Regions from separate parts of the Mus musculus genome. Here regions 2 and 3 are each linked to region 1. The links are chromatin loops, found by intact Hi-C in ENCODE. Cell type or tissue: left cerebral cortex. All regions are shown on one strand.

Region 1 (8,000 bases):
TCAACTCTGCCTCCATTAGCTCTCTGCACCTCACTCAGATAAGATTGTTCTCTGGAGGGTGCCTGGCTCTTAGCCATACTTATAGCATGCACTGAAGTTTGTTTGTTTGTTTGTTTGTTTAACAAGATTTAGGATCCTTTGTCTCTCAAGGAGAAGAGCCTGTCTCTTTCTCACAACAGCAATCACCCAACACAATATATAATATGCTGATTCATTGTGTTATGCTTATAAAGGCGTTACACAATGTATCCCATTGATAAAGGGCTTTATGGTCTTAAATGGCAGAGAACTACATGTTTCAGTCATCATCCTGTTTGTGTGTCATTAGCAAGGTTCTTGGTGATTGCACATCAGACTCCAGTTAGGAGGTGACAGTCAGTAGCCTCAGTCAGACCCTTCTGGCCTGGCTCCAAGCCTGGCAGTTTCCCAACCTGCACTGTCCTACCCAGCATCTTCTTCCAGCTTAGTCTGAGATAACCCCAGGGGAGGGGTGGGGGGGGTGGCCTCAAGGGACCAGAGCATCAGCTGAAGACAGGCGGTGGAGCTCTCCGTGGTCCTGAATTTCCCCTGTGGTCCCTGCTTAGCGTGAGGTGGTTTCTTCGGGAAGCAAATATGAGGGGAAGAGGATTTGTGTAATTCTGGAGAGCCCTCCCCCTCTTCTTCCCACGCACGCTCCCTGGAACCCTAACAGGCTTCTCTTGCTGACTAATGTAATAATGAAAAATAATGAATCAATATTAGTTAGTAATAATTAATAACCTTATTGTCGGGGTCTTGACTGAGCTGGGACCTTCTCAGGAAGTCTTTCCTGGTTCTTCAGAACCAAAAGCGGTCCCCTCCTGGATGCTCGGGTAGTACCCTCTACATCTTGAGTTCTAATGTGTGATGTCACTTGTCCAGTCTGAACAGCGAGTTGGAAGCTTCTGGTTGGTCCACTTCATTGCTGCATGCCCAGAAGACAGGTGACGGCTATAAATTCTGGCTCAGCAAATCAGTTCATGAATGACACGAGTCTGTGGTGGATGGTCTGGGGGAAGGACTAAGAACCTGTGGTAGGAACCTGGAAGAGAAGCAAGAGCTTGGAGTGGTCCTTCCTCTTAGGAATACAAAGTTAACAGGAGCTGGGGGCCTAAATCCTGTTTCAGAGAGGCTGGTCCTGAGGCTCAGGGAGGGGAGGTGACTCTTCTGTGACTGCATAGCTCAGGAGTGAACTGAGCTCCTTGGCTCTGGTCCTTGTGCCCCTCTGCTCACAGCAACATTTCTCTTCTCTAGATCAAGTCTTCACCATTGTATCAGGAAGGCACTGGGATGAATCTAGAGGCAGATGACAAAGCACTAAGATTCCAGGGCAAATTAAGACCCAGGAACTTAGTCTCTGTTCTTCAGAAAATGGCTTTAGGAACCACGGGCCAGGTGCAGAGGAAGCACTGTGCTCTTGATGAGGGACTTCTGATGTCTGAATTTTATCAAGAAAAACAGGATGGGAAATTCCTTTCCCAACATATCCGCAATTCTGCAAGAGTCATAGTCTGGACAGCTGAATCCTATTGGAAGGTTGTGGTGTGAGTGGCCCGGCCTGGCCTCAGTGTGTCCATAGCCAGGACTCCAGAGATGGTGCAAGTCTCCTCCTCTTGGTGGCCTGTGGGTCTGAGGGAAATTCCAATGCTCCGAAGCCTGTGAACATCTTTTGCAGCATGTAGATAGGACGAGAGCTGGGCTACAAACAGCATCCTGTTTATGGGATTACCCCCAATGTCTAGCATAAATCCATCTCAAGATGAGGACTATCTCATATGTTTGGATCCTGCAAGGCTTTGATGGTCAAAAGTGGGTTACTTTGGGCGAAGTTACTGAACCAAGGCTGCTCAGGGGACAAAGTTTGGTCTGATCTCAAGTCTGCTGTGCATAGACTGGGATGCTGGTTAACATCATAAATCTCTAGGGTCTGGGAAGTCCAAGTGAGAAGTGCTGACAGATAAAGTGTCTGCTGGGACCCTCCTTCTTACTCTTAGGTGACACATTCTTATTGTGTCTTCACATGGTAGAAGGGACAAACAGTTCTTTGTGGTCTCATAACTAATAGCACCAAGGACTCTACGAATAACATAACCATCTCCCACAGGCTATGCCTCCTCATATCATACAGTAGTGATTATATTTCTGTACATGAATGCTTGGGACACACAAATATTCAGTCACAGCTCCTCGACACTGCTGTGTCAGGGGAAGAAGCAGAGGTTGTGGAGTCTTCCTCACAGCTCTACTCTTTTCTGCATCTCCCCGGCAGCCTGCAGTGCTCTGCAGCTAGCCTGTTCTTCATCTATGATGTCCTCAGACCTGCTATATCCACCAAACTCATATCTGGCCTGGGAGAGAGAGAGAGAGAGAGAGAGAGAGAGAGAGAGAGAGAGAGAGAGAGACCCATAGGGTTTGAAGCGTGGGCAGACTTGAGCAAGTCACTGTTCCTGCCTGGCTAAGTGTTTCACCTGTGAAATAGGGCAGGCTACATGTTGTCTGAGGGCTCCTATCCTAGATTCCGTGGGAGCAGAGCTGGGCCCCCATCAGAATTGTGCTGGCCTGGAATCCTGGCAGCCGCCGTAGCTGGCCGCCCACGCACAAGCAGGCAGGCAGGAGGCAGGGTGCTGCAGCCTCATTGCCAAGAGCACAGAGAACTTTCCACTGGGTCCAGATTTTTTCATCACCATGGCAACTGCTGGGGGGTGGAAGCAGAACTCTTCAGAATACTGGAGAGAGATTATATGGGAGAAGGGAGAACAAGAAATTGAGCACAGAGCCAAGCTTCAAGTCAAAACCAGCCACCGGTGGGCCCCACCTTACACACACACACACACACACACACACACACACACACACACACACACACACTCTTCCTTCCCTTTCCTCCAAGCCTTCTCTCTCTTTTGATGTTTTCCTATTTGTGTCCATCCTTCTCAGTCCCTTCCTGAGCTCTGGCTCTCAGAAGCTGGGTGATACCATTATTCTTAACACAGTCTGTACCAGGCGCTATTTCTGGGGCTTTATACATAAGGATTTATTCTACCACCACCACCCCTTCTCCGAGTCCTGGGCAGCAGGTCCCACGATTTCACAGATGAAGAAGACATGGAGGCCTGTGGAGGTTCAGGGACTTGCTCAGCCTCTACTGGGTATAGTCCCATTCCAGAGGGGACATCATCAGCCCCTGTGGTGTTAAATGGTCTCAAGTTGAGAAACTGAGGCTGCTAATAAAATGGGTAGTGACCTTAGGGACAGACAGGGAACATAGGAGGATGTGATGGGGTCTTTCCAGTTCCATCCCCTCTGTCTGAAGTCTTCATTGATCTCCCAGCTTCAGTGCGAGCAGAGAGCCAGTGGCTGGCCTCATTGCCTGCCTCCACTTTTAGGCTAGCTCCCAGACCTGCTTGCCCATCATTCAGGCTCAGGGAAAGATCCATTGGAGATTACTGGCATTTGGATATGCGTGTTCCATTCTCAGCATCCTCCCCACTTCCCTGGGAATTCCCTGCATGGAGAGAGCATGACTTAGGACACCTGGCTCAGTGCCTCATCAGAATTCCAGGGGGGCGTTCACTCAAGTCCTCCAAGGTACCAGAGAGGAGGTGACAGGAAGCCATAGAGAAGGCTATTGCAGACGCAGCAAAGATGATGACACAGGCCTGCCAGCTACTTGGTGGGACCTGAGGGTGAGGATGCATTCAGGCCTATGATGAGACCTCACAGGGCTGAGGTGAAAGGCCCCTGAACATTCGCAGAGCAGTTCCCACACAGGTCCACAGCCTTCTTCCACTGGCCAGTGGGTTGTCATCCCACCCATGTCATCGAGAGCTGATGGGACAGGTGTGAGGCAGCAGCTCACCTTTAACTCCTTCTGCCATTTTGGCCGGTGGAGAATCTGGTGGCAAAAGCAAACCCCAAGAGCCTTGTCCTGGGCTAAATCCTCTCCTGAGGAATCAGATACCCCCTCCCCTCGATTACTTATTTCCCTCTTGAGGAAAACATAAAATAAAAGCAACTCATAGCAGCAGAGAAATCATGGCACCTCATGTGGCAGCTGGTTCTATTCCATCCACGGTGCGGAGCCAGAGAGAGATGGTTGCTGCTGCTCAGACTGCTCTCCTTGGTTCAGTCCAGGATCTCTGCCTGAATGTGGAAGGGTGCTGTCCACATTTAGGGTGAGTCTTCATACCTTCATTAAGCTAATCCAGAAAACCCTTTGCTAGCATGCCCAGAGGTTTGTCACCCGGGTGATTCTAGATCTAGATCCTGGCACATTAGTAATCAGTGTTGACCATCACGACCCCCAAATGAATGGATCTGCAGCCCCTGTAACCCTGAACCTCCCCCACCCGAAGGGTCCACTGGGGTTTCAGTCAAATATATATCCCTGGTTCCTGATGTCTCATGATCAGAGGGACTTGTGGCTGTGTCCCCACATGCCTAGGCATGTGGGTCAGACAAACCAGCTCTTCTGGTACAAGGAGGCGAGAAGACAGGATTGGAAGGCAAGACAGGGAGGCAGGGTGGTCCGTGGAGGAAGAAAAGACTCTCTGATTACAGAAAAGTGGGCACTGAAGAACATCCAGCCAACTCCCTTTTTCTCCAGCCTCCGGTGGTACCAAATTCATTTTATAGGGTCTTCCTTGACCTCAATAAAAACAAACTTCCATGTACCTCTTCCACAACTGGCTTTCTCTCGGGGACCAATGAGTGGGCAGCCTAACCACAAGATGCCCCCAGTCAGGCCTGTCACCAATGCATACATGCTTCAGCCTCAGAGCCTTCACTGGGCCAACCATTTCTGCCCTTTTGCTCTAGCAGGTAAGAAGGGCCAAATTTGACCCACTGCCTATTTTTGTTCATAAAGGTTTCCTGGAATATGGACACACCCATTTGTTTATCTTTGTGTGTAGCTGGTTTGCACTACCAGGGCCAAGTAGAATGATAGACACAGCCTGTGTAGCCCAGAAAGTTTAAACTGTTTATCAATGGGCCTTTATTTAATAAGGTTTCTGACCTTTCATAATTCTAAAGCATTCCCATATGACACGAGATGCCCAGGAGTGACAGCTCAGGAGGGACACCTCCTTCTCCTCCTGGAACCCTGTTATAACTGGGAACAACCCCACATGCAGCCTGGGGTGCTGCAAGGTTGCAGTTAGCTATGAGCAAATACTGGTTCCCAGAGAACAAAAAGAACCACCACAAAACCCAAGCAGACCATTTGCACATGGCCTGTTACTAAATCTGTTGCCAAGTCAAGCTCTCCAGTACTTGAATTTTGAAGGACTTGCGTTTATCGTGCCTCAGTTTAACTTTGTCTGAATGTCTTCCCTGACACACTATTTGAACTAAGCTCGCCATTCAGCTTCCTTCGTGGGTTGCTTTCTACATCTCTTAAAGAGCTACGTGTCACGTCACTAGAGACCTTCATGCCAGGCTGTAATTGACCAACCTGTGCTTGCTCCTTAGTCACATCAACCACCCCTCAGTGGCTGCTCTACGTGGACAGTGTTCCCTACGATTCCATTTTAACAGCTTCTTTGCCCAGGAAGGGTGTGGTCTGAAGTCCAGATGGGTCAGGTAGGTGAAGCTGCATTCCAAGTCACCAGGAAGAGGGAGGCTGGAGGCACAGAGCAGCTGGTGCCTGCTCAGTAGTCACCCAGCCTGGGCGGGAGGGCACTGCATCTTCATTCCGTGTCAGGAAGGAGCAGGAAGCAGCAGCTGGCAAGTTCACAATTGGAGTCTGCCCACACAAAGCCACAAATCCCTCTTAGTGAATGCCGATGAGCTGGTGCCACGGAGAAAGCAGCAATTCCCACCTCTGACAGGAGTCACTCATGCTAGATGAGAGGACTGGGCCCATAGCTTCAGTGAAGGAGTGTCACTATGATGCTTGTTGTCATGGCTGGATACAGATAGGACCACTCGTTTCCTCTTCTAAACACCCAGTGCCCACCATGGCCATCCTGGCTAAGATTCCTCTTGAGATCTATGCCAGGGAAATGCTAAGGGCTTTCTTCTGACATTCGCCTTTCTGTTTCTGGTCCATCCATCTCCACCTTGTCTCTGCCTAGCATCTCCCCAGATGGTGCTATTTGTGGGGTAGAGTAGCATTCAGGGATGGTTTTCACAGCCACTCAATTCCTAGCTCTGTGCCTTATCAGAATACGCCTTGTATAATCTATGACTTAGTCTCTTTGTCTGAAAGATGCTAATAATTAATAGAAATAGTGTGTAAACCAATTGACAGGAAGGTGTGTAAGGGGGCAAAGACTGCTCCACAGACAGTGGAGTTTTCCATGACTTCCTTGCTCTCTCTGGACACAAATCTGACGCTGCCAACCATCATTTATATCCATCAGTCTTCTAACAACTGAAACTCAGGCTGGTCTGGTCACCATACTAAAGGGAGAGCCTTTCTGGCTAGCACATCTCAGTCACCTCTTTGCCAGAGATAGAGAATAGAGATGGCTAGACTTCTGTAAGCTGAATAAGTCCTGGGTTCCATGAGAGTCAATCTTTGCATGAAGTTGTGCTCAGTGACAGAATCCAACACCAAAACTGATGCTAAGAAGACATCTTGGACTTTATTTTTGACTCATCCCAACGCGTAGCCCGTAGCAGATTTCCGTGGCGTCCTTCTGCCTCTCCCTGAAGCTGTGGCTCTTCCCCTCCAGCTACACCCCTACAGCTCTTCTGCTCTCTCCTTTATCACTTTGCACTCTGCACACTGCAGGGGTGAGGCCGGGAGCAGGAGCACCCACAGATTGAATCCATATGCTGTCTTTGCATTCATATGCATCTGAGAATCCTTCTCTGTAAACTCCAAGAGGAAAGGACTGTGGGTTTGGGAGTTTACTTTATTTTATGTAATAAGCCAACACTTGAAAAATAGCACACAGAGCTCCCTTATAGCCTTGGCCCAGATTCACCAATTGCATGTGTTCACATTCTCTCTCTCTCTCTCTCTCTCTCTCTCTCTCTCTGTCTCTGTCTCTCTCTCTCTCTCCCCATACATATTTTATATATAATGCATATAATTTTCTTCTCTGAAATCATTTGCAAGTAAGTTGAAGATATCTTTCCCTTTAATCCATAAATAATTCTGTGAGAATTTCCTACAAAAAAGAACATTCTCTTATATAACCACAGTGCAGTTATCAAAATCAGGAAATTAAACATTTCAGCAATTACTGTTATCTCTTCCACAGCCCATATTAAAATGTCAGCAATTGTCCTAGTGAAGTACATTAAAACGTTAGCCATCCGAGGTCCAATCTACAGTCTTGAATGCATCTAATTGTCATATTTCTTTAGGAAACAGTTCATTTTGTGGGCTTTTCCCCCCTGAATCTGTACTCCTACTCAACAATACTTAGAACAACACTGCAGACTCTATAGTAATTCAGTAGTTATTTCAGCTCAAATTGGAAACAAAAGGTTTAAAGCTAATAATTGCAGTCTCACATCTTAAGGAATACAGTTGTGTATCCCAACAGTCATTCTCTCTGGATGGATAGATAATGTGGTGATCGTTGGGTAAATGGGTAGACAGATAGATGGATGGTGAATAGGTTGGTAAAGAGAAACAGATGGATAGAATTGGTTGGTAGTGGAATGGGATATATGGATAGATGAATGGAGGAATTCATGGGTTTTCGGGTGGGTGACAGATCATAAGGGATGAATGGTTATTCAGAGGGAACTGGTTTATGAATGGTACTAATAGTCATATTAGGATGAAGTACTCAGATAGGCACCAGAAATCCTTCTTTTAGGTTTCAACTCTTCCTCCTATCAGCTGAGACTATTGGAGAGCCCCTTCCCAACTCTGGAGCTTGGCAGCCATCGTTGTACTGTGAGATGATGAGCCTGCCTAGATGACCTTTTTGATTTCTCTAGGTTGGACCAGCTCTAGCTATGGAAATAGTGCATGGCAAAGATGATTTGGGTCTAGACAATTCGGCTTCAAAATGTAT
Region 2 (8,000 bases), 74 kb before region 1:
CAAATTCTAAAGATGACATTCACCTGCCTGTCAACACGGAATGGAAGGCACTTAGAGCTCTGCTCCCAGAACCTTCCACTCGAGGCCAGTGCCAGCAGATTACAGAGTACATTTAAGAAATGTGTTGGGAACTGGTTTTTACTTGCAAAGGCAGGGTTTCTGTCGTGAAAGTGTGGAGTGACAGAATAGCACCTTTGCCTAATCTTGATTTCAAATAGTACAGAACTTTTGAAAGTCTACTTCAGGAAGCACCAGGACGCAATCAGTTTGGTTGTTTGTTTGCTTAATCCCTATATTAAAATGAAGCACACTGGTGGGTGAAGTCCTTAAAAGGGACCTAAATATGGTGCTCACCGTGAGCGAGAGTGAGCTGAGCCTGTTCTTCTTCACTCGATTATTTAATGTGCACTCCTGCCAGCAGTGCCTGCAGATTTCATCTGCATCTGTGATTTATAAGGGCTCATCTTTGTTCCAAATGCTGTTACATGCTGAACAAAAGCCCATAACAGGCTACTGCCAGGAGGAACCACTCTGTCTAGTGCGCTCGTTCGGTGGCAGGTGCCGTTATGTAAGCCTCCATATAGGTCAGGAACAAAGGTCAACCAAAGAAAGGCACATTCACAGTGACTCTGACCTTGCTCATTTGCATATGGCTTAGCTTTTAAGGCAGCCCCAGTTCTATGAAATGGAAGATAAAATTGATATTTATAAGCTGTTTATGTTATCTTTTTATCTACCCCAGAGCAGCATTTTCTCTCAATATAGTAGTGCCTAGGGGCAATTGCCAACTTCAATTTTTTTTCAAGAAAAAAATTTTTTCTCTTACATTGGCTTTTTTTTGTTTTTGTTTTTGTTTTGTTTTGTTTTTGTTTTTTTGAGACAGGGTTTCTCTGTATAGCTTTGGCTGTCCTGGAACTCACTTTGTAGACCAGGCTGGCCTCAAACTGAACTCAGAAATCCGCCTGCCTCTGCCTCCCAAGTGCTGGGATTAAAGTCTTGCGCCACCACGCCCGCCCGGCTTACATTGGCCTTTGTTAAATTTATTATCTTAAATGAGATCCTGTGGTTCTAGAATGATGTCATACATTCCATTGCCCACTGTTTGCACAGCAAACCCACCAACCTCAGCACCCCGCCAGGTTTTGTCAACCTAGGAGCCCTGCATTTCTTCTGAAATTCTGGCTCTTACAGGGGGGCCTTTAGAGTCATCTAATTAGTAAATTGGAACAATGAGGACCCACTGGGCTTCCTGCTAACTGTGGCTTGCCCCTACCCAGTGCCCTGCAGTTACTCTCAGAGAAGCCATGAGCCACTGTCCCATCCTCTGGGAGTGCCTGGCTGGTAACCAGCTGTTCGCAAGGATCTTTCTTCCTCATAGATGCACTTGTTAATCTGGGAAGGCAAGCCACTGGTAATAGAGTTTCTTGATCTAATTGTAGAGAGCTTCAACCCTCTTGCCTAACAATGAAAACTGGCCCAGCCCTGCACTCTTATAGACTCAGGGTTGCAGGCCTGTGTGGGGAGACCCAAAGCCTGCTGGTTTCATTGTCTGTCTCTTCTTTTTGGAATTCCCTGCTTTGGGACTCCCACATGGCATCAACGGGTCAGCTTAGCCTTTCCTTACTTAAAGCAAAAGTCGCTTTAAGTCAGTGGAAAATAAACTGATTCCAGCCAGCCAGGTTGCAGTTGGGAGGTTACTAGAACCCTCTTTGCTATTGTAGCTTTAATTTTGAGTTTTCAACTGTTTTGTTGTTTGGTTTTAATTTTTGGTTTGATCTGTTGTCCCAAGGCAACTCTCCAGAAGCACACTTTCATGGTTTTCCCTCCCTCTTTTCAGTTAGTAAGTAGCCTTCAGATCTATTCGATCTATTCGCCCTCCGAGGTCTCTGGAGTCACGCCTCCTCCACTGTTGAATGTGTGCTGTGGTTTGGAGTGTTGGGAATGTTGGGATGATGTGATCCCCCCTCGCTGTCACCCGCCTGTCCACTCCGCCACCTGGGCACCGTGGCCTGAGACTCCAGGGTGCAAACAGCCGAGGCAGTGCTGCTCTGGGGACTACAGAGGAAGAGGCAGGGAGAGCAGCTTCCTTAGGGAGCACAGAGAGCAGACGGCTCCCTCCAACACAAGGGAGTGGTAGGAGTGGAGAGATGGCTCCCGTACTTCACAGGGCTTCCTGCTCTTCTGGCCTGGAACACCAGCTTCAGACGCTTTGATGCCCTCCTGTGACCTCAGCAGTCATGTAACATGTGGCATATATTCACACACACACACACACACACACACACACACACACACACATACACACACACACACAAGAGACAGAGAGAGAGACGGAGAGAAACAGAAACAGACAGACAGACAGACAGTAAGCCATGATAGGAAAGAGGTGCATTTTGATTACGTTAAAACATCACAAAAATTTTTTTCCACCAGGCCCATTTAACACCAAGTTCCTCTAAGAAAATGAAAAAAAAATTTTTTCCAACAAGTAGACTATATTAAAGCCTTTAACTATCTATTGCTTCGTTTGAAGCTTGTAACATTTATACAAAAGATTTAAATATTTTTCATAAAACAGGTCCAAGTCTCTGAGAAGGGCCAGTTCTGTCGACGGTCCCTCATCTGTAAAAGTATGGATGAAAAACTATAGCTGCATGCTCCTGTGTCGTTTGACGGGGCTTTGACCTGGGTTTAAGGCCCAGCCACATGCCGTCCTGAGATGTAGCCCTGGAAGCAGAGACTCTCAAGGAAGGGCCTCACCACACAGAAAGTCTCTTCAGACTTTCTATCTCTTCTGGATGGCTCCAGACTACAGGGTCCCTCCACACTGCCTCTAGACCCAAAGCCCAGAGGCCCTGTTCTCAGCTGCTCTAGCAGCTCTTACTGGGGAGAAAACGATGTAGGAAGTTTCATTTCCCTCTCCAAGTGTGCAATAAAGCCAACAAGGACGCCTGGGGCTCTTGGCTCCCACCTTCCAGTGGCGGTGAAGGCTGCCTCCCTGTTTAGGAGTAAATTCCCTGGGAGGAGAACACGCAGAGTAATGAGACAGCAGTCGACCAGACGGAGAAGAGCATCACGGAGAAGTGTGGTTCCACTTCGTCATGGCGAGTGATGGCTTTACATCCCCACACCTTAATGAGTAACACAGTCCGAAAGGAAATGCTCAAACTGCATATTTTACCCTCTGTTCCTCAACACTAGTTTTGAATATTTTTTTTCAATTTTTATTATTTTATTTACATTCCCCTATTTTTGAATTTACAGTGGGAAAAAAAAAGTCCTGATTGAGACAATCTTTTTCAAATATAACCTTTCTTTGCTATTTACATTTAGTCAATATTAATTTAATATAATTTTTCTTAATTACTTCTGGGGCACCTTTCTTTAAATGAGAATGAATGGAATTATAAGCAGTTGGCAAGTCAGTATAGATGTGGGTGTCCACAACAGGGAAGCACCAAGCTACCCTGTACCATGTACTGCATGGTACTACAGTCATGGGTAACCATGCCAGGCTTAGAGCAGCCTCTCCAGGCAGAGGGCTCTGAGTAGCTCCAAAGTGAACATGCAGTATGGTAGGTGAGCTGCTGAGGAAACTTCTGTCCACTGTAGTCCTCCAGAAGGTACTGCCTCCAACCCAGGACCACCAGTGTGGATCACCCTGACAGCTGGCTTCTCCTCGCATGCTCATGAATGGCTTCCCTTCATGCTTGTGTGTGACCACTTGGCCTACCAGCCTTGGCAGTACTGCTTCAGCCTCGCATGCCTCCTGGAGACAACATAGCCTCTCCTTGCTTCGTGGACTCCTGTCCCAAAGCTTTCCCCTGGAAAGATCTTCTCCTTCTCGGGAGAAGACATTTTGTCTGTTGTTAACTTATTGAAACTCTGTTAAAGTGGCTGGGGAACGGATTCATGTTGGAGCTGTGGCAGTGGGCATCTTAAAATATTCTTCCCTCAGGGTAAAATGGAAGTTCTACTGAGAGTGGTGGCCAGCGTTTATTAGAGAGTCCAGTGGGAGGCAGTATGGGCTGTGGGGATTAGTACAAGGCAGCAGTTGTCTGCTAAGCTGCTGTGGCCCTGGCTTTACTATCACAGTGATGGACATGCACAGAGGGAGGAGAAAGACAGTGATGCTCACAGATAAGGAAGGTGTATGATAACAGTAGAGAGCCACTGCCTCAGCAACAGGATGGCCTTGTAGGAAAGATAGGCAGATCAAGTCTAATCCCTTGGGGACATTGGGTCAGAACTAAAACGTTTAATATAAAGCAAACAGTATAGATAGCATACCTAATTTGGTGGCTGAAATACGAGTGGCCTCTCTCATCTCTTCTTCCTCCAAAACCTGAGAGCCGTTGCTGATCTCATCAGGACATGCTGGGATGGAGGAAGCAGGTATGGAAACAAGAAGGTCACAGCTGCCAGCAGGCTGCAGTGTTGGACAGATGGCATTTCTAAGCCTTGCTTAAGAGACAGTCTTTTCCTATTAACATGAGAATGTTTTAAGCAAGCTGACTGGCAGGATCCTTAATCATTCAGATTGCTGTTAAGAACTCAGGATCTTTAGGAGGGGAAATTACTGCTTTCTCTCCTTGCTCTCATTGGTTTGGGGGCACAGCTTCTAGGCGTGGACACTGAATGAAGTCTGATGTGGGATAACACTGAATTGTTAGGGGGCAGGGAAATGAGCTCCAAGCTCCATTAACGAGGGATTGCTACATGCCTGATGCCAGAGTGCCTTGGGTTCTTCTCAGAAAAGAGGTGAGGAAGGCAGCAGGTATGGGCTGCAGCAGCGGAGGTGGAGAGGATGTGGGTGAGGAATGGGGTGTGGCAGCCTCATGCTCCATCACTCTCTCATGTTCATCACATGAAGCAATCCAGTCAGTCCTCCAGGGCTGGGCTCCTGCCAAGTGTCTGTCCTGTGTATCTACTGCTGTCTCCCTTTTAGTAAAGGATGTTTATCACACATAGCGTGACAAGTGTCCATTGCTCCCAGCTCTGGGATAAGCACCAGTTCACCAGGTAGACAAGATCTCATTTGCTCCATGCTGAGAAGACAGAGGCATGAAAGGAATCCCAGGGGTCTTCCAACCACAGCTGCTTGTCCAGTCCCACCAGTTAAAAGGGGAGCCAGACTAGAATGTGTGCCCTTCATTCAGGGTCCCTATTTGTGAAAGAGCAGGGTGACCACACCTAACTAAGCCTCCTACTTTCACCTAACAGAACTGTTGCCTTTAGGGTCCCTTTGAATGATGAACTCTGGTGGCTAAGTAGAACTCATATATAGTCACGTTGAAATCTGTATGAAATCAACCACAGGCCTCTCTTTCCATACACATGAGCTTGGCCAAAGCTTCAGCTGAAAAGCAATTGGAGCCGACTGTTGCTAGTGTCCTACTTATGGCAGGGTTTCTGAGCAGCTCTGGATGTGAAAGGAAACCTCAGGAGGGCCCAGAGCCTAGATCTGCAGTCCCTGGGATCTGAGGCCTTGGTTCTCCACCCACAGAGAAAGGTCTTCCCACCCTTGTTCCTGGTATTCTCCACCCCAAGGCAGCCCAGCAGAACCTAGACAAAACTGGACTGGGATAAGAACAGTTCTTCAACATCCCTTCACCTTTTTATCAGGTGTCCCAGGCAGCACAGAGGGGAGGAGGAGGAGGGTGGGTAACAAAATCTGTGAGCCAAGGAAATGCAGGCTGCCCAGTTTCAGGGCATCTTAGCCCTTTGCCATTTGAGCACTTTGCTCACAAACCCTGGGCCAGCTTTTAGGGCACAGTCACCTGCCTCCGCCCACTCCAGCCAAGCTGATCCTGCGGTGGCTTGTCCCAGCCGTGCCATAAGGGAAAGGATGCTTGTCTCCTTGGCAGGGCCTGGCAGCTGCAGCACACGGCACTGTGCTCCCTGGGTCACAGCACTGATAAGCACTTCTCAAGTTAGTGTGATAAATAAGAGATGCAGAGCAGCCTGGGCATGGTGCCTGGCTCATCTGTTGAGCCTGATAATTTGGAAACATCCCTCCAGAGTCTTGGATTTCAAGCTGGAAATATGTCCTTTAGTCTTCCTTCGGGTTTCTTTTCCAAGACTCTGTCTCCACTATTCCCCTGGGTCATGCAAAATGTGCTTTTGCTGTGGTGAGGGGGAGGTGGGGGGGGAAGGAGTTCCTTAAAGACAGATGGAGAAGCAGCATTTCTACTGTGCCCACGTAAGTCACAACCACAGTATATATTCCTGCTTACCTTGTCAGTCCTATTCCACAGTAAAATAGCTGCTGTTCTGTTGTGCTGTTAGTGATGCCTCCGAACTCTAACCAGAGGAAGACTCACTTGCTATGTTACTGCAAAGAACAGTGGATGCTAACTCTGGCCATGGCTACCTGCTATTAGAACCCTCTGACTCCTCTACTATCTATCCCAGGTTCATCGCAGCAAGGCCCTTGTGATACATGTAACAAGGAATTGACCGAGAACAGGGAAGGGTTCCTGACCACCCTCCTCATCCTCTCTCTTTGGTGGTTTAATTGTATTAGAGAGAGAAAGTCAATAAATGACATCAGTGTTTAATTCTGTTCCTGAGATTTCCAGCAGTGTGACAGATACACTGAAAAAATCCTTGGAAGTCACGAAGGTCAGGGCCTTCCCCCATTACGAGACCAGAGAACACTGGCTGTATCTTCTGAGTGCCATAGTCTATGACCTCTGAACAGCATAAAAAGATGTCTGCTCACGACTCTTTTATTTACTCTACAAGCGTCTGCCCAGTGCCTTGAGTGACTTGACATTACTGAAATGACTTTGAAAAACCCTAAACAGAAGATACCTTGTCGTCTTTTAGAACCACGCAATCAAATATGGAAGGCGGGTGCATCTACTTTGCAGCCTGTAGACTGCATGGTGATAACGACACTCACGTGCAAGGACCCAAGGCCTCGTGTTCTGAAGGGACAGCAGGAGGCTCGCTGCAGCCTTCCTTCAGGAGGTGGCCTTTATGGCTGGGTGTTGAGGTTGGGGTTAGAACCAGACAGTGTTTGCATCCTGGTTTTACCGCCAACTGACTGTATGGCTTTGGGTGGTGACATGACCCCTCAAGTCTCAGTTCTGTCACATAAACAGAATAAAGTGGCATCCAAATGTAAGGTGGTCTCTAAACCCAATCCGTACCACCATCATCTCCATGTGCCAGGCCTTAGTCAGAGTGAAACGTATCATTATATTAAACATGAATTCATTCTGACATAGTATAGATATTGCAAAGAAAAATAATTTAGTCAGGAATTCAGTAAGGATCTTGTAGTTCCTTTGTTGAACAAAACAGCTAATCCCAAAAGCAACATTAGCTCCTCCAAAACCACAGGCCCTTTAGCAAGGGAATCTGTAGGTAGGTTGTGGAACAAAGTTTGCATAGCACTGCTATAAATGTAGTGCATTGTTTATTCTTAAATAATCAAATAAATGAACATATTAAACATGTTTTAGTTCCTAATGTGGCAATACCATTAGACAAGGCCCAATATATCTCTTTGGAGTCTTCATGATTTTCTAATATCCAAAACAGATCTGAGACCAAAAAGTCTGGAAACCTCTTCCAGAGACCTCAAAGCCAGTGAGGTCTGGCTCAAAAACCAAGGTGGACAGCTGTAGGAGTAACGGCCAAGGTTACCCCTGGCTCTGCTCACTCACACATGTGCATATGCACCAGCACACACATAACCGTGTACACACATACATACACACACACACACACATACACACACACACACACAGAAGGTTACAGTAAAATGCAAGCAAAAATACTCGTGATGGCTGAACCATTTTGCTATTTTTAAAAAATAATAACTCTAGACATACTTTGTCTAAAGCAGGGTAGACTCACAGCAAGGCTTCATAGGTTTCTCCTATGCAGAGTCACCATGTTGCCATCGCTTTCTTATTCTTGGGCAGCAGTTTTCTCTGGAGAATCCCAAGGCCCCTCCTGGGGCTGCTGCTTCTCTAGGGTCCTCCAAG
Region 3 (8,000 bases), 46 kb before region 1:
CCTCAGGGATGTAGACATGGTTCTGGCCTAGCACAAGCACCTCACCTCAGTACCTGACCTTCCTCCAAAACCAGTAGCATGAAAGTCACATGGGAAATACGAGACTCCTCCAGGCCCCCAGGATGCAAGCGTGAGGTTCCCTGTGCACTTGCCCCTTCTCCGTTCTTTAGGAAAGAGGGGCCTTCCTTTTAGCAGAGTGTACAGTCAGAACAAGAACTGCCTGTAACAGGGTTATAGGACTGATGCTGGATCAGCCAGTGCCAGTAACAGGTCACCTCTGGGTATGACCATACCAGGTTAGAGCATAAAATGACTATGACCTTTCCTGAATCTGTAGTCTGAACACGTCTCTGTGAGCAGGAGTGATGGCGGATGCTTTAATTTATTCTAATTTTCTAGTCTCCCTCCAAGTCATTGTCCAAGGCCGCAGGCCCCCATTCTGTGTCAAGCACAGCCTGATACATAGCAGGGACCACATACAAATGAGCTCAGTGCCTGTACCAAGGCAGGTGAGCAGCACCTCCCACGCTCCTCTCAGCACCGGCTGGGAACTCTTGAGGCGATGCCTCTGATCTTGATGCTGATTTATTCTGCACTGAATCGGGAAATGGTGAGAGCTCTGTGCAGGGAACGAAAGCGCCTGCTGTGCCTCTCTTCTCCCCAGGAGCTCTGCAGTGTAAACCTTCCTCTTTGCAGAGCCACACTGTCCCCAGCCTGGTCACTATCTTTCTTATTCCAGCTCTGGGTCTGAGTTGACAGCACTTGGTGGGGGACGGGGTGGGGCGGGGGGGGGCGGGGGTGTTATTCAAACAAATAATAGTGAAAGCTTGCTTCCAGGCAACCTGTCTATTTCTCCTTTCCTTGATACAGGGCTTCCCCTGCGCTGGTTTACCAGCAAAGCACAGATGTGAGGAATGGCTGAGTGGGGCCTCTTGCTGGGCAGGGAGACCCACCCCTCTTTCCCATCCACATAGAGGATGATGAGCTGTCTTGTTATTTTGGGGACAATTTTTCCAAGGCTAATCAGTTTCAGTGTCCCCCTCATTGGAAAATGTCTTATCATTTCTGTTTGTTCCTATTTAAAAATGGAAAAATAATTCTTGCCAGACCCTGGCAGGGATGTGGTTAGGTGCTGGCCAAAGTGACCACATCCATCCTGTCAGGTAGTAAATCATCCTTGTGTTTGTACCCCGGTGAGTCAGATGACGGCCATCCTCTCTGGTGCCCTGGCTGTGGAGACCACTGAGGCTTTGTGTCATTTTGGCAGCCCTCTTGCAGCTGGCATTCGCCATTTAAAGTCCAGATGGGCCCAGAGAAGTCACGTCTCCAGGCAACGTTCAGGGATGGGTGTGAAAACCAACACCTTCCACATAGCGTGCTACACTTGGACAGGAGTACATTTGACAAAAAAGCTGGACAAGATGGGTAATGGACAGAGCTAGGACCTAGTGCCCACTCTGTGGTCATCAACAGAGTACTTATAGTAACCAAGAGTGTGTGTGTGTGGGGGGGGGGAGGGGGGTGAAATGGCTCAGAATCAACAGTATGCATTGTCTGCACCTCAAGTGCCCAGAGGTAAAAAGTGAGTAAACGTGGCCTCTGCCTCAGTGACCCTAGGGTTCCCTAGTCTAGCAGCTGGTGGCCTCTGCTCTGTACTGTTGACTTCTTGGGCTTTCCAAGTTTCCTATAAATCCTGGAGCCTCTGGCACTCTCAGCCCAAATCTGCTCATCTGCTTACTCCTGAGAAGGCAGAAAGGGGTGCTGCGCCTCCCAGGAACTCCTGAGGCTGCACTTAGTAAGTCACTTGTAGTGCTTCTCTGTGCAGAGTGGGAGCAGAACTGCCCCCTTCCCTCCTGGTCCCCAGTGCTGCTCTCCTAGGGCAATCGGTTTGCATCTTGCTTAGCCTCTTTCTCTTGCCCAGCCTCTTCCTTGAGAAGCCTTTCTGGCCACATCAGCCACTACTTTTCAAGTCCTGGGACAACATGAACATTGAGGATGCTGTAATCTCCCAGAATATGGAGTAAATAACAGGCCTGACTAGTCATATACTCTGTATCTTTCTTTTCCAGACTGAAAAGTGAGACTCTTAGAGAGACAAGCCTTAGTCTAGGTTAGCAGTCGGTCGTAGATCACATAGTAGGGTGGAGACAGGGTGCCCCAGCCCTGCCTTCTGCCCAGGTACCTCACTAAGTCTGCTGGAGCCAGGCTTTTGCTTGCAGTGCTTGGTGGAAAATGGTCAGACTGAGTCCAGAGAACACCCACAAAGGCATGGCTTCCCTTCCCGTCCTAAGAAGAAGCTGGCACTGCGGTCAGGTACTATTGTTTGGATGTATTACACTACCTTAGGCTCCTTTGTTTGAATACTTGGTTCTCAACTGATGGTGCTGTTTAGGAAGGAGTAGAACCTTGAGAGGGGTAGGGCCTAGGTTGAGGAACTGGGTCACAGGGAATCAGGTTTAAGGCTGATAGCTCCGCCCCTCTGCTTTCTAGTCCATCAAGATGTAAGCAACCAGCCTCACACTTCCGCCACCACAGCCAAGAGCACCTGCTTACCTCGAGCCTTCTCTATTACTTCTTGTCTGGGATTTGGTCATGGAGATGAGACAAGGATTGTACCAAGTGGGGCCCTGGGGAAGGGATCCAGGCTTGGGCCACCATAGCAGGGTCAGGATCTCTAAGTGTCCCCCACTCAGGCCCTGGGACTCTAGGAAAGCCTCAGAATAGCCCTTTTGTTGGCTGGTTACCTAGAAATTGTTGTGCCCATGACAGGCCCATAATTGGAAGCCCTCTGCCCTCCCCGACAAGGGCCCTGAGGATGTCCCACCTATATCCATGTCCCCTCTAGGGAAGCTGGGCCTCTGATGTGGAAACAGTGGTCTCAGACAGCTGTGCTCCTACACCCTGCCTGGAATGGCATACCACCTTTCCAAACAGGCAGGGACAGCAGTCTCTTCTGGAGACAGGTAGGGCCCCTGGGAGGTAATTAGCACCAGACTTTCCATTGTGTGGGTAAGTTGGGCCATGGGGAAGCACTTGACTTCAAGGCTGTTCTGCCTCATTGTTTTCTGCCCAACTTGTTGTTGAAGGTAGATAAAAATAAATAAATAAGTCAACCAGGGAGATGTATAAATAAGTCAACAGGAGTCTCCTGCCCATTGCCAGTGGAAAAGTACCAGCAAGGGCAGTCAGGTAGCACCCACAGAATAGGACACACTGCCTAGGGAATTGCAGTTGCCACAGCATCAGGACCGAAGCACTTCTCTCCTAAGAGCAAGTCAGGCTCAGCCTATGATCTCATCCCACTGCAGCAAAGTACCAGCTCAATGTGGCAGTTGGGGGAGGGGAAGCTAAAGAGGTTCAGTTTGGACTATTGGCAGGGACTGGACTACATCCAGTTTCAGAGTGAGACAGGTGCATACCATCCCAACATCTTGGGGAGGCCCAGGGCTTCCTTGTCACTGTCTTCCACCCCCATCAGTGGCCCTGGCTCTCTGCTAACTGGATGTCCTTTGATGCTGCTTAGGATTGGCTGGCCTGACACTTCCTCAAGTGGGTCAGCACCCCAGGCAGAGCTGCGGGGGCTGTGACTGTGCTTCTGTGCTGACTGGTGGCTTAATTTGTGAGCATCATGCCTCGGGCTGCTGCCAGAGGGAACTCCTCTGGTGCTGGGATTCCCCACAGCCCCCTGCCTGACTTCCAGGGCCCTCGCTTGCAGTAACACCAAGCACCGGGTGCTCAGACACCAGGGCCACTGAGTATCCCCTGTCTCAGGGCCAGGGGGCAGCACCCAGATTGCCTAGATATGATTTTCTAAGACAGTGTGACCTCAGAGAAGAGCTGAGACACAGTGTCTTTCCATTATAAAAGCTGCATCTCCTCCTTCCTGATTAGAAAAATCATTGCACATTAATCCCAAGGGCAGGCGAAGTTGTCTGGGGCCAGGGCACTGTGCCCAGGCAGAGTGCCTGGTCCTGACATTGTTGGTAACAATAACACCCTGCTCCTCTGCCTCACTGCCTTCTGATTGGGCATTTGACTGTTATTAAATGAGCTCATCCTCTCAAGAGCCAGGCACCTGGTGTGTCCACCAGGAGGAATTAGATACATGTCTTCTGTCTGTCTCACAGCCACCTCGGGGTCACAGCTCCTCCCCTCCAGTTAAGTGGACCCTAAGCTTCCCCCTTCCCATGCACTTAGCAGGTAGGTAGGCGAGTTATGTCTTGTCATCTGGGATGCTTCCTGTAGCTTCCTTCCTTCAGGTAGACATTGGTTCTGTACACTTAAGAGACAGCCCTGCTCTGCTCAAGACACCAGAGCAGGGCAAGACTCACAGCAGGTCTACTCTCCAGGCCTGGGCCTGGGCCCTTCAGGGGATAGGAAGTATGGCCCTGAGACAGTTTACCCGAGTCTCTAGCAGGCCACACAGTACAGGCACAGTGGTGCTGAGATACCCCCTGCTCTTCCGCACATTCATGGATGGAGGAGAGAGCTAGAAGCTGTTCTGTTGTAGCAGAATTAGCAAAGCCTGCCCTGGGGATACAGACGCTGTTCTGTGGCTCACTTATGCAGTCCCAGCATAGGGGCTGCTTGGGGAAAAAATATGTCTGCTCAAGATTCATACTGACTTTCTTGTCATTGTAAGTATTTCAGCATGGCAGCCATCAACAGCATTGCCTTGGCACTTGGTGTACAGTATGTGCTATAGACGTGGCCTTCCTTCAGAACCCTGAAGATGGGCCAGGGCTGGGTGAGAAGTTATTGATCTCTTTGTTCCCCTTCCCAATGAAGCCACATTGAATAAATCCCTTTCTCTTCTGATTTAAAGAAGTACACAGAGCTGCATGGGTAGTAATAAAAAACATAGCATCTTTATCAGGCTTTTAACAGATTGGTTATTGGGGAGCTAACCCCCCACAGATCCTGAAGAATGCCTGTGCTTGTTTCCTAGCAATTAGCCTCCACCATCCCCGCCCCACCCATAAAATAAGGGAGCTGGCCATTGGGATGCGCCTGTTACCTACTGTCCTCTGCCCCAACTGCATCCTGAATTCCTTCTGTGGGAGGGGGTGGCCTTTGGGACATCTCAGGCCTTGGAAGTGGCTAGCCAGTTGGCTGTGGTCCCTCCCTAAAACTAACCCAGTGATCCCCAGTTCTCTAAAAGGCCACCACAGCCTATAGGTATATTGGCACTAATGCTGAGTACCCCCTTTCAAAGAAATTAGGCCAGAGGAAATTGAAGGCCTGGCTGAATGGGCCCTCGGGCTTACAGCCAGACTTCTGCCAGTGTCGACTGCCTAACAGCCCATCCCTCCAGCATCTCTAATTGCAGAATCACTCCTCTAGGATATTTCAAACCATCCCGAAAAGAAGTCGTGTTAAAAGATTCTGCCAGCCATGTGAATTTAAAAAATATTCAAAAAGAATACCTATGAAGAAAAGCCATCTTCCTGTTTTCCCAAGACTTAATGATAACTTTTTCTGAACCCACAGTGAGGCCTCTTCCATTGAGGACCAACATGATGCAGAATGCAGTCATATGGAGAGAGATTTGAATTTACCATCCCTGTAAAGCCCAAAGGGAGGGGAGGAAGGGGGGGGGGGAGGAGGGAGGAGGGAGGGAGGGTGCTATTACAGAAGTTCCTTCAGGTCTTTAAAGGCTGCCAGGTAGAAGCAGAAGGGGACTGACCTGTGTGACTTCAGGAGAGCATCAGAGCTCAGGGATTAGAGAGACTGGCTCATTAGAGGTCCATTAGTGCCAGGGATGGATACTAGGGGAATAGCAAGATCCTGGTCACAGAAAGATGCAAGAGAAGGAGGCCCCCTGCTGAGGTGAGACATGGGACCCAGAACCCCTGTCAACTGAGTACTGCTGTTCTGTAGCTGATTGGCTCTCAAGCACACAAGAATCAGAGGTTGGTTTGCTGCTGAGTTAGTTTGTTGCTAGAAGGCCTAGGCACCCGAAGGCACATTTCTTCAAATAATGCATTTGACACGGAAAAGGAACCCCATGGGAAAGCAGCCTCCTGTCCTCAGGTGTCACTTGTGAAAAGAGGCCTGTCACCTATGTGGGGCAGCAGGGGTCTCACATGAGGGGCACCAGGCCCTTTTTCTCCTGGTGTTTGCAGCACCCTTCAGGTGCGTATGTTAAGTGCACCCTACTCCCTGCCCCAAGCCAACACCTCCTCCTCCTTTCTGCCTTGCATACCATATCCCAGTTCTGACTAGGTGCTGCCTACAAGATTGGTGGTGGTAGTAGCAGTAGTAGTTAACTTAGAGGAGAGAAGGAGGAGGCAGCCCTTGTTTAGGTCCTGACACTCAAGTGGGGCTGGGGGTTGTAGTGTAGTGTGAAGGGCAGAGGCCACAGGGATTAGAGAAAGTTACCTTTAATGTCACCCCAGCCCTGGAGAAAGGCCACAAAGCACCAAGCTTGGCCTCAGTCAGTAGCTCTAGAGCTCTCTCCTCAACCCGCCGCTGACCTTTGGCAGAAGTCCCTCTCTGCAGTGTGACAGAGCTCTGGCAGCTGGCAGATGGCATTTCCCTGCTATCCTTTGTCCCTGCAGCCTCCCTGCTGCTGCCCTTCAGCCCTGGTCCCCAGAGCAGAGCTCGAGCTGCCCTTGCTGTTCTGGAGGCAGAGCAGCATCAGAAATGCTCTGTCCTCACTGGAGTGCCTGGAGGCCACCCAGGGCTGGTGGCAGAAGCCATGTGCTAGGGAGAGAGCTGCATGCAAACACTGTGGGGTACCTGCTGCCCTCCATCCACAGTGGGCACCAGGTTGTCAGGAAGGCCTTGGCATGAGCTGGGTTAAAACAGAGTAAATAGACTTGAGCTGCAACGCCAGCCTTACTCTGTTCTGAAAGGAGATAGGGCTACCTGACCTCCCGGGCCCTTCTCCAGGGAGCCAAGTGGCCGTGTATAAGCCCCTCCTGCGGTCTGCTCTGCTGGGTGTGGACAGAAGAGTGTAGGCAGGTGGCTGGACTGGGGATGCCTGGCACAGAGCCAGACTGACATAGTTATCCTGGACACATACACTTGCCTGTCCTCTGCTCTGAGCAAACAAAGGAAACAGAAGAGACAGCCTGGTGGAAACCAGGCCTCAGCCGTAGAAGCTGGGATCCAGATAGAGAAACCAAGGACAGCCACACACACACACACACACACACACACACACACACACACACACCACCACCACCACCACCACCACCACCACCACCACCACCATCACCTACAGGCACTGCTTCAGATCTTCTGCAGGGGTCAGTGGGAAGCAGGGTGGACTGGTAGCAGTCCCCTGAGCTACATCACAAAGTGCTCATGCCCAGAACACACAGCTCTTCTAATGTTTCAGAGGAGGAAGGTGGCTGTGGAGAGGTTCAGGGCCACCCAAGGCTCTGTGTTCCAGGGCTACTACCAACCATCCTGACAAAGCCATTGTTCCCTGTGGGCTTCTGAGAGTGGAACTAGTTCACTGTCAATCTCTGATTTAAGGAAACATTTGTTAAAATATCCCTGGCTTATTGTCTTCCTGGTCAGTGGTGTATGCTGCCCCTCATCATCCAGGTTGCCGTGAGTACAGAGCCGGCCTGTGCCTGTCCTAGCAAGCCTGTGTCTTTGAGCCCACCTCTCTCTGGAGCAGACAGTCCCACACTACTTCAGTTGACCATCATAGCACGTGCAAAGCCAGGGCAGGGTACTGGTCTGGAACTGTAATAGCTTAATGCTTAGGTCATATTCCTGAATCCAAGATTTTTCAGGGCTTGCTGAGGTGATGGGGTTCACTCAGTCCCTGCCCTGTCATCACCCACAGCAAAGCTCAGTGAGGAAATGGGGCCGGAGGGCATTCTCTGCAATTAGAACACCTCTCACACACAGCTCAGCAAACTCTTGACTCTACCATCGACTCCTCGTACACTGAAAACTCATACAAGCCGCTGGCCCCAGGTGTTTTGTCTGCCTCTGGTTTTTGAGGACACCAAACATCACTGCCTTGAGCCACTTGCCCT

Evidence for each region. A loop is a pair of places that touch in the nucleus more often than their neighbours do. Peaks named below come from ENCODE experiments on the same cell type or tissue, not always from the same donor. Only the 100,000 strongest peaks of a DNase experiment are listed, where the experiment ranks them.
Region 2: it touches region 1 in a loop (1.9-fold over the local background); 4 of 42 quality-filtered maps call a loop at or near these places.
Region 3: it touches region 1 in a loop (1.8-fold over the local background); 3 of 42 quality-filtered maps call a loop at or near these places.

What each region holds. Positions count from the first base shown.
Region 1 is chr12:100,260,747-100,268,746 of GRCm38, reverse strand. No RefSeq gene overlaps it. Among named protein-coding and RNA genes, the nearest start is that of Gm10432, 12 kb to the left of the region's middle. In left cerebral cortex, a CTCF peak has its summit at 4,120; DNase peaks (open chromatin) are centred at 3,443, 4,196, 5,734, 6,793 and 3 more places; H3K27ac peaks cover 7,567 bases.
Region 2 is chr12:100,334,337-100,342,336 of GRCm38, reverse strand. The region is part of intron 17 of Ttc7b (tetratricopeptide repeat domain 7B); the gene reads left to right. Among named protein-coding and RNA genes, the nearest start is that of Gm51958, 11 kb to the left of the region's middle. In left cerebral cortex, CTCF peaks have their summits at 3,993 and 4,437; DNase peaks (open chromatin) are centred at 4,411, 4,842, 5,408, 6,025 and 2 more places; H3K27ac peaks cover 5,723 bases.
Region 3 is chr12:100,306,663-100,314,662 of GRCm38, reverse strand. The region is part of intron 19 of Ttc7b (tetratricopeptide repeat domain 7B); the gene reads left to right. Among named protein-coding and RNA genes, the nearest start is that of Gm10432, 34 kb to the right of the region's middle. In left cerebral cortex, CTCF peaks have their summits at 3,784 and 6,099; DNase peaks (open chromatin) are centred at 3,549, 5,260, 6,504, 6,929 and 3 more places; H3K27ac peaks cover 6,482 bases.